3 separate regions of the Mus musculus genome follow, and regions 1 and 2 are each linked to region 3. Evidence: chromatin contacts called from ENCODE Hi-C or POLR2A ChIA-PET data. All regions are on one chromosome and are shown on one strand. Each heading gives the region's core, a stretch centred on a gene start or an enhancer-like site at or near the end of the contact. The rest is flanking DNA. Distances are from core to core; before and after follow the strand shown.

What was found. Hi-C counts contacts between places; a loop is a spot of excess contacts on that map. ChIA-PET counts read pairs that join two places held with the same protein, here RNA polymerase II (POLR2A).
Region 1: a map of v-Abl transformed pro-B cells shows a loop between it and region 3 (2.3-fold over the local background). The contact joins the promoter of Tsen54 here to the promoter of Mif4gd in region 3. A Hi-C loop is called at or near these places in 5 of 37 maps with a recorded cell type or tissue (T-helper 17 cell, heart, mouse embryonic stem cell and 2 more). POLR2A ChIA-PET finds 5 or more read pairs at or near these places in 3 of 5 experiments (Patski and embryonic stem cell).
Region 2: POLR2A ChIA-PET joins it to region 3 with 11 read pairs in embryonic stem cell. The contact joins the enhancer-like site here to the promoter of Mif4gd in region 3. POLR2A ChIA-PET finds 5 or more read pairs at or near these places in 4 of 5 experiments (Patski and embryonic stem cell).

The regions. Positions count from the first base shown.
Region 1 is chr11:115,812,914-115,816,571 of GRCm38, reverse strand. Tsen54 (tRNA splicing endonuclease subunit 54) reads right to left here and starts at 1,833. Exons shown (of 11, transcript NM_029557.1): 1 at 1,753-1,833; 2 at 1,493-1,657; 3 at 1,334-1,397; 4 at 1,162-1,245; 5 at 776-874. The coding sequence starts at 1,808. It overlaps Caskin2 (CASK-interacting protein 2), which reads left to right and starts at 2,980. Exons shown (of 20, transcript NM_080643.2): 1 at 2,980-3,058.
Region 2 is chr11:115,830,399-115,833,989 of GRCm38, reverse strand. The region is part of intron 1 of Llgl2 (LLGL2 scribble cell polarity complex component); the gene reads right to left. Among named protein-coding and RNA genes, the nearest start is that of Llgl2, 8.1 kb to the right of the region's middle. Within about 2 kb of position 1,354, at least 1 of the 3 ENCODE cell types and tissues checked has a DNase peak (open chromatin) inside an H3K27ac peak, as active enhancers do.
Region 3 is chr11:115,610,965-115,614,609 of GRCm38, reverse strand. It overlaps Mif4gd (MIF4G domain containing), which reads left to right and starts at 1,641. Exons shown (of 6, transcript NM_001243584.1): 1 at 1,641-1,825; 2 at 2,576-2,707. The coding sequence starts at 2,626. It overlaps Slc25a19 (solute carrier family 25 (mitochondrial thiamine pyrophosphate carrier), member 19), which reads left to right. Exons shown (of 7, transcript NM_026071.3): 7 at 1-429.

The DNA of each region.
Region 1 (3,658 bases), core at 584-3,083, 200 kb before region 3:
GTTGGTGGTTGTTGATTGTTCGGCGGAGTTGACTGCAGTTTGTCGGTAACGCTCAAAGAAGAAACGAGAGAGAAATTACACTCAGAGTCTCTCTCCCCTCTCTCCTCCTTTTTCTCCTATCGAGTGATAAGAGATGAAACCGGGGGCACAAAGGGTGGGAAAAAGAAGAACCCACAAAGTAGCAAAGACCAGTGACACAAAGCCATTTCCTCTACCACTCAAAACCTCCCTCCTATATGGCCCTAGGTTCCAAATCTTGGGACTGCATGGACCACATTCCATTTTAAGTATCATCCTCACCAGGCCTGCTGGTTCAAGGTTGTCATCCCAGCTACTAGAGAGTTTGAGCATAAACTCATGACCAGCCTGGGGTACAGAGTGAGTTCATGGCCAGCCTGTGCAATTTTGAAAGTCCCTATCTCAAAACATAAACAAGAGGGTAGGGGCTATACAGCTCAGTGCTGGAGTGTTTGCTAGCAGGCATGGGCTGCTGGCTTCACTTCCCAGAAGCACTAAAAATAAATAAGCAAATACCATCCTCAAAGGAGATTTCACTCTTTCAAGTCTATCTCCTCTTCTGGGCACACGTGTTGTTTAATAACTTATCAACAATACAAATCCCCCAAACCTGACAGTCTCCATTTGAATATAAGCCCGTGTGATCACAGGCTGTCTCACCTACAGCCCTGGCTTGTGGCTCTGTGTTCGAAGCCTCAAAGGCACCTGTCAGGACTCACTGACTTGGCAAATAAGAGTCACCTTGGGAGGCAGATACCTGGTACTGCAGGAAACTCAAGGTGTCCTCTGTCAGCAGCAGCTGGTATGCCTCTTGGATAGACAGTGGGAGGTCTTGGTAGAAGAGCTGAATCGAACCCTGGAAGTGGACCAAGAGCTTAGCTGTGTACCCTTCCTGCAGTGCCCAAGCCAGTCACCTTCTTGGCTCTGACCCTTTCCCCACACACTCAAGCATCACTGCATGACCAGGACAAACAATGAGAGGATTAGAACTCCCGCTGTCCAGTGGTATCCTCTTCTGTTCTCAAAGTCCACACATAACTTCACTGAAAACATAATTCTGAATTCCTCCTGGTCCACCAAACCGTATCCTTCCCATTCCATTAGTCGGGACCCCTTTCCCCACGCCTCCAGGACCCCACTTACACACTCCAGCAGATACAAAGCCTCTTCGGGGTGAAGTCGCTGCCGTCCTTCCTCTGAGTAGCCCATGGTCTGCCAGAATTTCCCCTGTGCGGCAGCAGACCAAGTGTCACAAAGCAGCTAAGCGGACAGAGGAAGGGGGTCCCCCAGCCGCGGAGATGCCCGGGCCGCTCACCGCAGGAGACGTCAACTCCACAAAGCCCTCTTCTGGTTTCCACTCCGCGGCCACCAAGCTGCCCCTGGCGAGGAGTGGGGAAGGGGCGTCTCGGTCTGCACGGGCAGTCCCCGGCCTCCGCCCACCCGGCCTGACCCGGCCCGGCCCAGCCCCTCTCACAGGCGCTCCACGCGCTCCTCCGCCAGCAGCTGCCACAGCTCTTGGCGACACAGGCGCAGCCGCTCCGCCTGGGCCTCCGAGCCGTCCGGGAGGAAGTCCTTGGGGCCATGCGACCGCTGTGGTAGCTTCTGGGACCGCGAGCGCGCGGCGCGGAGCTCCGAGGCGCTGGGGAGAGCCGGGAACACGTGATCAGCACAGAGGCCACCCCGCTCGCTCCCGGGTCCCACGCACCCCACGCCATCCCCCGGGCCGGGTAGCACCTGAGCACACGCCCCGCGGGAACCTCCACCGACCCGGGTTCGGGTTCGGGCTCCATCGGGCCGCTGTCTGCGGCTGCGCGCGCACCGCGAAGCCCCGCCCACCCCGGCATTCCGCGCGGTCCTAGCGCCTTCGACCCGCTCGCTCCTCGGGATCATAAAGCCACCCTCGAGCCTCGCGCCTTCCTACCTGCCCCGTGTGTGTCCTAACACCTGTCGGCACACGTGTACCCCGGGCCGCGGGACCCAGCTCGATGTGCAGGTTTCCAGATGTGCAAAAACTCACCTATTCCGTTTCCAGCGCTTCTGGGGGCTCCTCCCTTCTTTAGTATAACTTTACCTGGCTACTGGATGTAGCATGGATAATCAAATATGTTACTCTCATCTCTGCAGCCCTGAATGTCTTTGTGTCCTACCACCAGCAGGAAAGAGATGCGTAGAGAGAGGAGAGCAGTGAGCCCCCAGACACCAGCTTTGCAAACTGGAGGCCATATGGGAATGTTAGGAGTGGACCAAAGACTTATGGAGTTCCTTCACGGTGGGCCAAAAAAAAAAAATCTCTTCTTAGGGGCTCTGAAGCAGGGTTCAAAGGCCAGGGGTGGAGGCGCTGTCCGGCTCACACTGGTGCTGAATCGCCACCCCAGACTCCGAAAGCACCTCCTCGAGGCTGGGGTCCCCGCCGTGACATCCTGAGTCGCACTGACGCTCACCACTAGGTGGCACCGTTGCTCCAGCCAGCAGCTATAGGTCTCTGAGTGTGGACGAAGGTCGCTGCGGGCAACCCGGGAAAGGATGGGGCAAAGAGGAAGTGATCCCCACCCCTAGTGGGGGGGGGGGGTCCTCAGGTTCAACTGCCAAAACATCCTATTTTCTCTCCTATACATTCACACTTCACCTTTTGATCTAGACCAGAACCCAGTTCTCTCGGGATCCCCGGACAGGACACAGCAGCACGAAACCTCATCCACCCCGCCTCTCACCCGCCACTTTGCACCCCTAAGCAGCTTCACCTGCGCGCATGCGCTGATCCAACCAGTGGCTCGGCTCTGGACTGGCTGGCGGGGGCGGGGCCTAGTGAAGATGGGGCGGGGACCAGGGTGTTGATTGACAATCCAACTGTGCGGCCAGGACGGTCCCCGGCTCCCGATCCGGCGGGAGGGAGGGGGGAGGGGCGGGATTTCCTGCGGGAGGCGCCGAGCCGGCCTTGGAAAGGAGGAGAAAGGGGTTGCGGGGGACAGTGAGAACCAGAGTCCAGAGTGCCTGAGACTGAGCACAGCCAGCCGGACCCCCGGCGGGGCGGCCGGGAGAGGTGAGACTGCCGGGTCCCGGGCCAGGGGTCAGGACCCTTGAGAGCAGACGCAAACTAACTTTTCTTGTCTGATCGGCGGGCTCCTCCATCTCTCTGCTCCTTCCGCCTTCCTCGAGCCCCCCTTTTCGTTCTCCTCTATCTATTCCTCGGACGCTTGACTCTCCGGGTCCCTCTTGCCGCTTTGTTCCCGGGGTCGGCCTTATCTGGGCTTGGCTGCGGGGAGCTGCGCCGCGCTAGAGGGGCATTCCAAGGGGAGGGGGAGCCAGCCGACCCCAGGCACTGCCAGGAGCACTCTCTCCCAGTGCGGGTCGCGGGCTTTGAGGGGGAGTGCCCTCCGGCTTGGGCTTGGAACTTCTGAGGAATGAGTGGTTCCCCACCTGGGCCCCCAGGCCTGCACGAGTCTCTTGCCACAAGATTCTGGCAACAAAATCACCGCCACTGAGGAACTGACTTAAGGGTTTGTGCGGGAAGTCGAGTTGGGGTTTCAGGTTCAGGCTTGGGAGGTAGTTGGCCAGCCTGTCCAAGCTCTCTGTCCTGGATCTCTACCCAGCTGCTCTCTCCCACCACAGACGCAGTGAGAAAGGATTAGCAACAGGTGCT
Region 2 (3,591 bases), core at 105-2,604, 220 kb before region 3:
TAATCCTAGATCTGCCTTGCTGCTAATTCCCAGCTAGCTCCCTGAGCTCTGACTGGGCATCTAGAAATGTTCCTTTTCAGATGTGCATGGTGGCACACGTGTAACCTAGGTCACTGGGGAAACAGAGCATCAAGGGTTTAAAGCCATGAAGGGTACAAAGTGAGACCCTATTTCCTGCCACTCCCTAAGGAGGCCTTTCTTAAGGGCCACAGCGGAGCCCAAATCAAGAGAAGACATTCTATCTGTACCGAATAAAGAAAACAGCTCAAGACCCCCAAGCCACTCATCGACCATAGAAAGCATTCCCAGCCCAAGGGGGGAAACTATTTCTGTACTCTCCTTGGGGGAGGGGCTGTGAGTGGGTGGTTTGACTTTCAGCGCCCAGTAGCAGTCTCCTGCTGACCATCTTTGGCACTGGGCATGTTCCTAGGAACACAGGGGCTCACTCAGGCCATTACAGAAATGGCTTCCTTCATTCCACTCTAGACGGAAAGAGAAAGCAAACATAGCCGCCAGCTCGCTGAACGCTGCATGTAGGGTCAGGTAGACAGGCCGACAAAGTGTGCTAAGTACTTAAGCTGGAGCAGGGACGGGACACCCAGCCTCCACTGGGGAAGGGGGGGTGCTTCTTATCTAAACCGAGGCTGGAAAGATAGCCTGAAGGTTGGGGGCAGGGGTGGGTACAGTTCAGAGGCAGAGCACTTGGTGGCAGTGTACAAGGCCCTTCATCCTCAGCTCTGTAATCAATCAATTAAAGGGCCAAGACTTTGCTTATGAAAAGACTCTGGATTTAAGACTGGGGCTCCCCAGTTGCTGGCTGCGGATAGAGCCACATCCCCTGCAAATGCAAAGATCAGCAGGACAAGCCACTTCCAAACCAAACACCAGGGACCAGTCCCTGGGGAACTGTCACCCTTTGGGGACAATCAAAAGGTCATGATTTGCAGTGGGGGAGGGGAGAGAGACTAGGGATTTCACATTTTTAGGGAAGCAAGACCACTGCAGAGCCTCCCACTCGTGGGGATGGGTGGGGTGGGGCGTGGGGATTGGTGGGAAAGTCTGGGTACCCACCTGAGGTCCCATAACAAGCCAGAGAACAAGCATGGGGCATCAAGTACTGGGGGCTCCTGGGACTGGAGTGAAAACAGGCCCCAGACTTCGGCCATCTCTGCCTCTGAAGACAGCTGAGCTGGCTAGCTGAACATTCCAGCCGTGGGGGAGGGTGGTGCAAGCTCGTAAATCAGCAGCTACGGCTCCTGGGGTGCAGGCGCTCCCCTCCCCAGCCGAGGTCACTAGGTCAGAAGGCACAGGAAGCTGGGAATGACTCCCTGGGAAAGGAAAGAGACCAGCGGACTCTAGGGAAGGGACAAGAAGGGACCAGGACCATCTGTACTAAGGACCCCACAGGAGCTCAAAGTGACACGGCAAAGTGGTGAGTGGCAGGAAAGAGGGGACATGCCCCACTTGGTCAGGAGGGCAGAACACTCGGTGCAGGCTACCTACCCAAGTGGCCGTCGGAGCACTTGCTGTGACCAGCACTGTTCCAGACCCCCTGAATGTACCTGTTGATACGTTTTAAATGTTTTGGTTCAAGTTGTCTAGGCTCACTGTAGAAACATCAAATCACTGAGGGTGAATCGTCCTCCAGAGAACCTCAGGAAAATGTGGGGACCAGGTTCTGACCACCTCTGTTGTTTGTGTGCTCAGGGTAAACACTACACATCAGCTCAGGCGGAGGCCACCTGAGAGGCCAGGCAGAACACACCTACCTGACAGAGGAAACCAGGCCACAGACTAAGCAACTTACCCACGGTCACCACTGCATAGGAAGCGGCAGAACTCAGAGCTGACCCCCATGTATGACTAACTCCAGAATTGAGGGGCTTATAAAGGCGTCCATGAGGAATGGCTATTACAGGAGAGCTAATTATATGGCTGCAGTCAAAAGGTAGGGCCACGCGCACATACTCCCACAGGCCATGGAGCTCAAAGCTAACCAAGCAGTTTGGGACCAGGTGCCTGGTCACTGCTTTCAGAGTGTTCTTAAGAACTAACCTGCAGGGCTCAGTGACCTTGTGGGGGACCTACTGCTGGGGACCCCATTGGCCAGGGAGACAGAAGAGCGACCTAGGAGCTGGGACCAAGGTGGAGGTAGAACAGGCTTGGGGCCAGTGTAACTGCCCCAAGGCAAGGCATGAAAATACCCCACCCCTTCTTAGAGGAGGAGGAGGACAGGTGCGGGCCTGGCTCAGTTCAGAAAGCCCCCTCCCCCACCCCAGGCCTTCTACCCCAGATAAGCAAGCTCTCAGAGGAGCCTGGAAGTCAGGCTAGGGCTGTGAAGTCTGATAGGGGATGATCCTGCCTAGCCTATGCCTGGGAAATGGGGAGGTTAAAAGACTAAGGGGGCAAACCTACAGCCCCCCAGTGTGCCGACTCCTGAGGCAGACAGGCCATGAGAGATGCCCTCTGGCAGGAGGGAGAGTAGAGTGGGGAAGGAGAAAGTATACAAGATGCTGAGGTCAAGGGCGCTGGGGGTGGGGTGGGGGTGGGGAAGCCTCGCTGAGAGTTACTGGTCAGCCTCTTGGCCCTATGTGTTCACAGCACTCTACCCGGGACACTTTGCCTAGGATACCGCCACATAACCCCACCGCTCAAATGCTCCCTCGCCCCAGTCTACAACTGTCCCCTCCCTGCTACTTTCTCCTCGTATCCCCTACTCAGGACCTCGGTGACAGGTATTACCGGCCACATAAGGTTTAGGGCAGGGCTAAGGGTCAGGCGGGTGGAAGAGCATGGTGCCGTGGGCCAGGATAAGGAGCACATTCCAGGAGCACTGGGGCAAGTCCAGGCTGAGATCATGGAGTGACTCGCATAGCACCTCGCAGCACAGACACACACCGGAAAGATGAAAAAGCCAGCCGGCCAGAGGCAGGGCCGCAGGGAAGGCCGCTCCGTCGGGTCTCACCACACACAGCCCCTCCTCTCGTTTGGCCCTTTCCTGGCTCCTCTGGCTGCCACTGCTGTCTGAAGAATCTTTCTGACCCTCTAGCGACAGGACTCAAAAAAGCCTTCCTCATCCCTTGAGCCCGTCCTGGTCGTAAAGTGATCACATTTTAGGCTAGGGGTTGGCTCAGCCAGAAAAGTTATCTTGCAAAAGCATGAGGACCCGAGCTTGACCTTCAAAGCCCAGGTCAAAGAGCTGGGGTGGGGGTGTGTGCCTGTAACCTCCGGGCAGAGGCTGAGAGAGGAGGACCCCTGTGGCTCACTACTCACAGCGAGTTCCGGGAGGCGGACCCCTGTGGCTCACTGTGCAAGGTGAGTTCCAGGTCAGTGAGAGATCCTGTCTCAGAAAACCCAAGGTGGCCAGTACCTGAGGAATGACACCTGAAGGAGACCTGTCCGCCCTACCACAAACACGTGCACACACATGTGTACCCACTCACAGGCATGAACATGCACATACACCTAAAGATGTATAAAATGAAAGTTCCTTAGAACCACACGGGTGGGCCAACACTTCCTTCTCTAGCCTTAGCTATCAGGAGAATAAGAAGCAGCCTTAAATGACCAGTGACAAGGACCCCCCCACCC
Region 3 (3,645 bases), core at 392-2,891:
CTGTAGGCAGAGCCAGGGATGCAGATGAAGAGGGAGCTTCCTGTTCACGAGAAGAATCACATGACTGCTGTCTTTCCCATGCTCGAGCCTAGTGGTGGGGTTGGTCTAAAGAAGGAAGGGAGGAGAGACTTCTTGACTTTGTGGGATTCCAGCCCCTGCCATAACTTGGATTGTAATGCCTGCTGGGAATGGCCCTGATCGTGAAAACTGGGGCTCTGCCCTGCCTGTCAGTTCCACTCTCCCCTCTGTGGTCCACTGTAGCCCTCCCCTAGTGGTTCACTTTTCTGATCTTGGCTCCTGATTCTGAAGACCCAGGGTCACTTGGGAGGGCTTCTGAGATGGGTGGCCCGTTGGCTTCCTGGGCTTGGAGCAGCAGAAGTGTTTTGTGACCCTATTGCTGGAGAGATGTGAATAAATTTATATACCAGAGGAGAAGCTGACTGCAGACCATTGTAAGGATACTACTTGTTTCTTCTACTGCTATGATAAACACCATGACCAAAAAGCAAGTTGGAGAGGGAAGGGTTTATTCAGCTTACACTTCCACATCACTGTTCATCACCAAAGGAAGTCAGGACAGGAACTCAAGCAGGGCAGGAACCTGGAGCCAGGAGCTGGAGGTCATGGAGGGAGCTGCTTACTGGCTTGCTCAGCCTGGACCATCAGTCCAAGGATGGCACCATCCACAATGGGCTGGGCCCTTCCCCATCAATGACTAATTACAAAAGTGCTCCACAGGCAGTAGGAGTTTATGGAGGCATTTTCTTAGTTGAGGCTCCCTCCTTTCAAATGACTTTAGTTTGTGTCAACTTGACATAAAACTATCCAGCACATTACCAAAGTCCAATTGGGAGTTACAGGAGCAGAAATGACTCAAAGACAGGGACATTACCCAAAGCTCAGCCTAGCATTGCTGAACTCATGAAAGCTGGGATCATGGAGCACAGTGCAGTCTGCAGGCAGCCCAACAGATTGGAGAGACCTCCAGGCAGCTCAGTTGGTCCCAGCCTATCTTCAGGTCAACTGGAGCAGTCTCAAGAGTACACTGGGCAGCCCAGCTCAAGCTGCTGTTTCCACAGGGTGTGCTAGCTCGAGCCTTTTTAGGCCACTTAGCTCGTCTGAGTGCAATTCGGCAATCCTCGCTGCTTTTACATTCTTAGTAGGGAGGGGCTTCCAGGAGCCTGTGAGTTGTTCACTTCCCCTACTTAAAACATCCTGTGTCTTAATGCGCCTCCCTGCGTGGTGGGATGTTGTTTCTCCTTTATCTTAACCTGGAAGATTCAGGGTCGGCTGTCTGATTTTTTTTTTTTTTAAGAAGTCTTATCGACGTAAATTCCGTGCTCCTCATTTCCCCGCCCTCAGGAGCTTCTCGAGCTTTTTGGTACTATCACCCTGAGCGCTGTGGCAAACTCTTAAAGCAGCTGAGAGCTTTGGCTCCTGGTCCCTCGTGCGCAGCAGTGTTGCTCCCGATTCCCCCTAGGAAAGACCCAGGGCCCTTTATCTTGGCTGCTCCTTTGGTTTAAAACTTATTTTACAGTGAGTGGCAGGAGAGGGAGTTGCCAGAGTGTGCCCCAGCCCTTGCACTCCGCTTTAACCGGCCAAACCCCAGAAGACTACGCCCCTCCCCCCGAATAGGCCACGCCTTCCCGAAGCTCCTCCCACGCTGCCCGGCCGGGGAGAGTCTGACCTAGTTCACCTGAGCGGGGCAAGGGATATGGTGACCCCGGCGCGGGGTGCGACCTGGCAAGACCAACAACTTCACGCAAAACGCAGGGAGGGTCCGGCCCAGCGCTCGGAGGCTTTCGTGGTCAGAAACAAGGCGGAGGTGCGCCGGGTGGGAAGGGGACAGGGGCCGGTGAGCTTTCAGCGCGCGACGGTGGCGGTGTCGCAGTTGTCGGGTGCCGATCCGTCTCCGCGCCAAGCGAGGGAGCGGCCCGGGGCGGCGGCGGGGTGCGGAGGCGAGGGCGAGTCGTGGCCGGTAGGCGGCGCTAGCGAGTCGCCCTGGCGCCGCCGCCGCCGCCGCCGCCGCCGCGCGGTACCACGCCGGGCGCGCGCCGCGCGGCGCCCCAGACGCAGGCGCGGGCCAGCCCTGGCCCAACGGCTGCAGGGGTGGACGGACTGGAAACGCTGGGAGAGAGGGGCTCGGAGCCCTGCTGGTATCAGGATCTGCGGCTTGGACTGAGCCAGCGTCCTCCGTGCTAGACGATAAAGGCGAGCCTGACGTTTACACCCAGTTCAGTATTTGCACCCCGAAATTTACCCTGATACTGACTGTATCAGATCCCAGATCTGGGATAACTCAGATCCCGCTGGGACCGTAGGTGAATTCCCGCTTCACTTCTCAGATGTAACCCCAGAAGCCTGGGTTTCCTTCAGCTGAGCAGCAGGTGGCCACTTGGTGCTCAACTACTCCACCCGAAGCCAAGTTTGGTGGGCACTCAGCCAAGCACTGAACGCGACAGAAAGTCCAGTTCCACCCGTCCCAAGGCCTGGTCTGCCCGGCCCAGTGCCTACAGGGCTAGAATCGGGAGCTTTGTGATTCACCCTTGAAGCCTCAACCGTCTTTGCTTCTCAGGTGCTGTCCTTAGTTTCAGGCCAGTGAAAACCTGCCGGGCTTAGACCGTCATGAGCGAGGCCAGTAGAGATGATTATAAAATCCAGTCTTTTGATGCAGAGACGCAGCAGCTGCTGAAGACCGCGCTCAAAGGTGAGCCTCCCACCCACCACTTATTTTGTGTCAAGTTGACATAAAACTATCCAGCACGCTACCAGAGTCCGACTTGAGGTTCCCATGCATATTCCATTTGGGTAAGAGCCGCACTGGGGGCTGAAGCCCAGAGCCAGGCAGTGCCCAAGCCCTTCTTGGCTCTCAGAAAGTAAGTCACAACCTAATTCTCACCACATTTAAGCCAGTAGATTGGAGAATGAATCACAGAGTTAGATCTAAGATCATAAAGCCTTTAAGTACCCATGAAAGAGAACACTGCTTTCTCTTTAAAGGCTTTGCATTTGGTGCAGTCAGCACCCTTGAATGTACAGAGATGCCTGGTTTGGAGAATCAGCCTGGCAGAGGGGATATGTAATTGCCTGGCCCTTCCGTTGTAACACTCACGACAGAAGTTTGACAGGACAATTAGCAATTGCCGTCATGTGCTAAGCTAAACATTTTGGAGACGTCTCCATGCCTGTAATCCCAGCAGATTACAGAGGTAGGAGAATTAGCACAAATTCAAGGCCAAATTGCTCAACACAGACTGTGCCTGTGGGAGGAGAGATGGCCCAGTGATTTAGAGCATTTGCGTGCTGTTCTCCTTTAACCCCAGCAAGCAGGAGGCACGATAGCTGGCTACACAGTGAGATGCTGTCACCAAAACAAAACACAACAGAAAGCCATAAAGAACACTTGACTTGCAGAGGACCTTGAGAGGTTCAAGACCATTGATAGCTCAGTTCTCAGGATCCCGTGCTATCCTCTATCTCCGGCAAACACATGGCATGCATATATACATGTAAGAAAATATTCATACATATGACATGAATGAACCTAAAAAAAAAATTACATGGTGAGCTTGAGGCCAGCCAGAGCAAAACAAGACTATCTCAAAAAAAAAAAAAAAAAAAAAAAGTAGAAGCCTTGGCATTCAG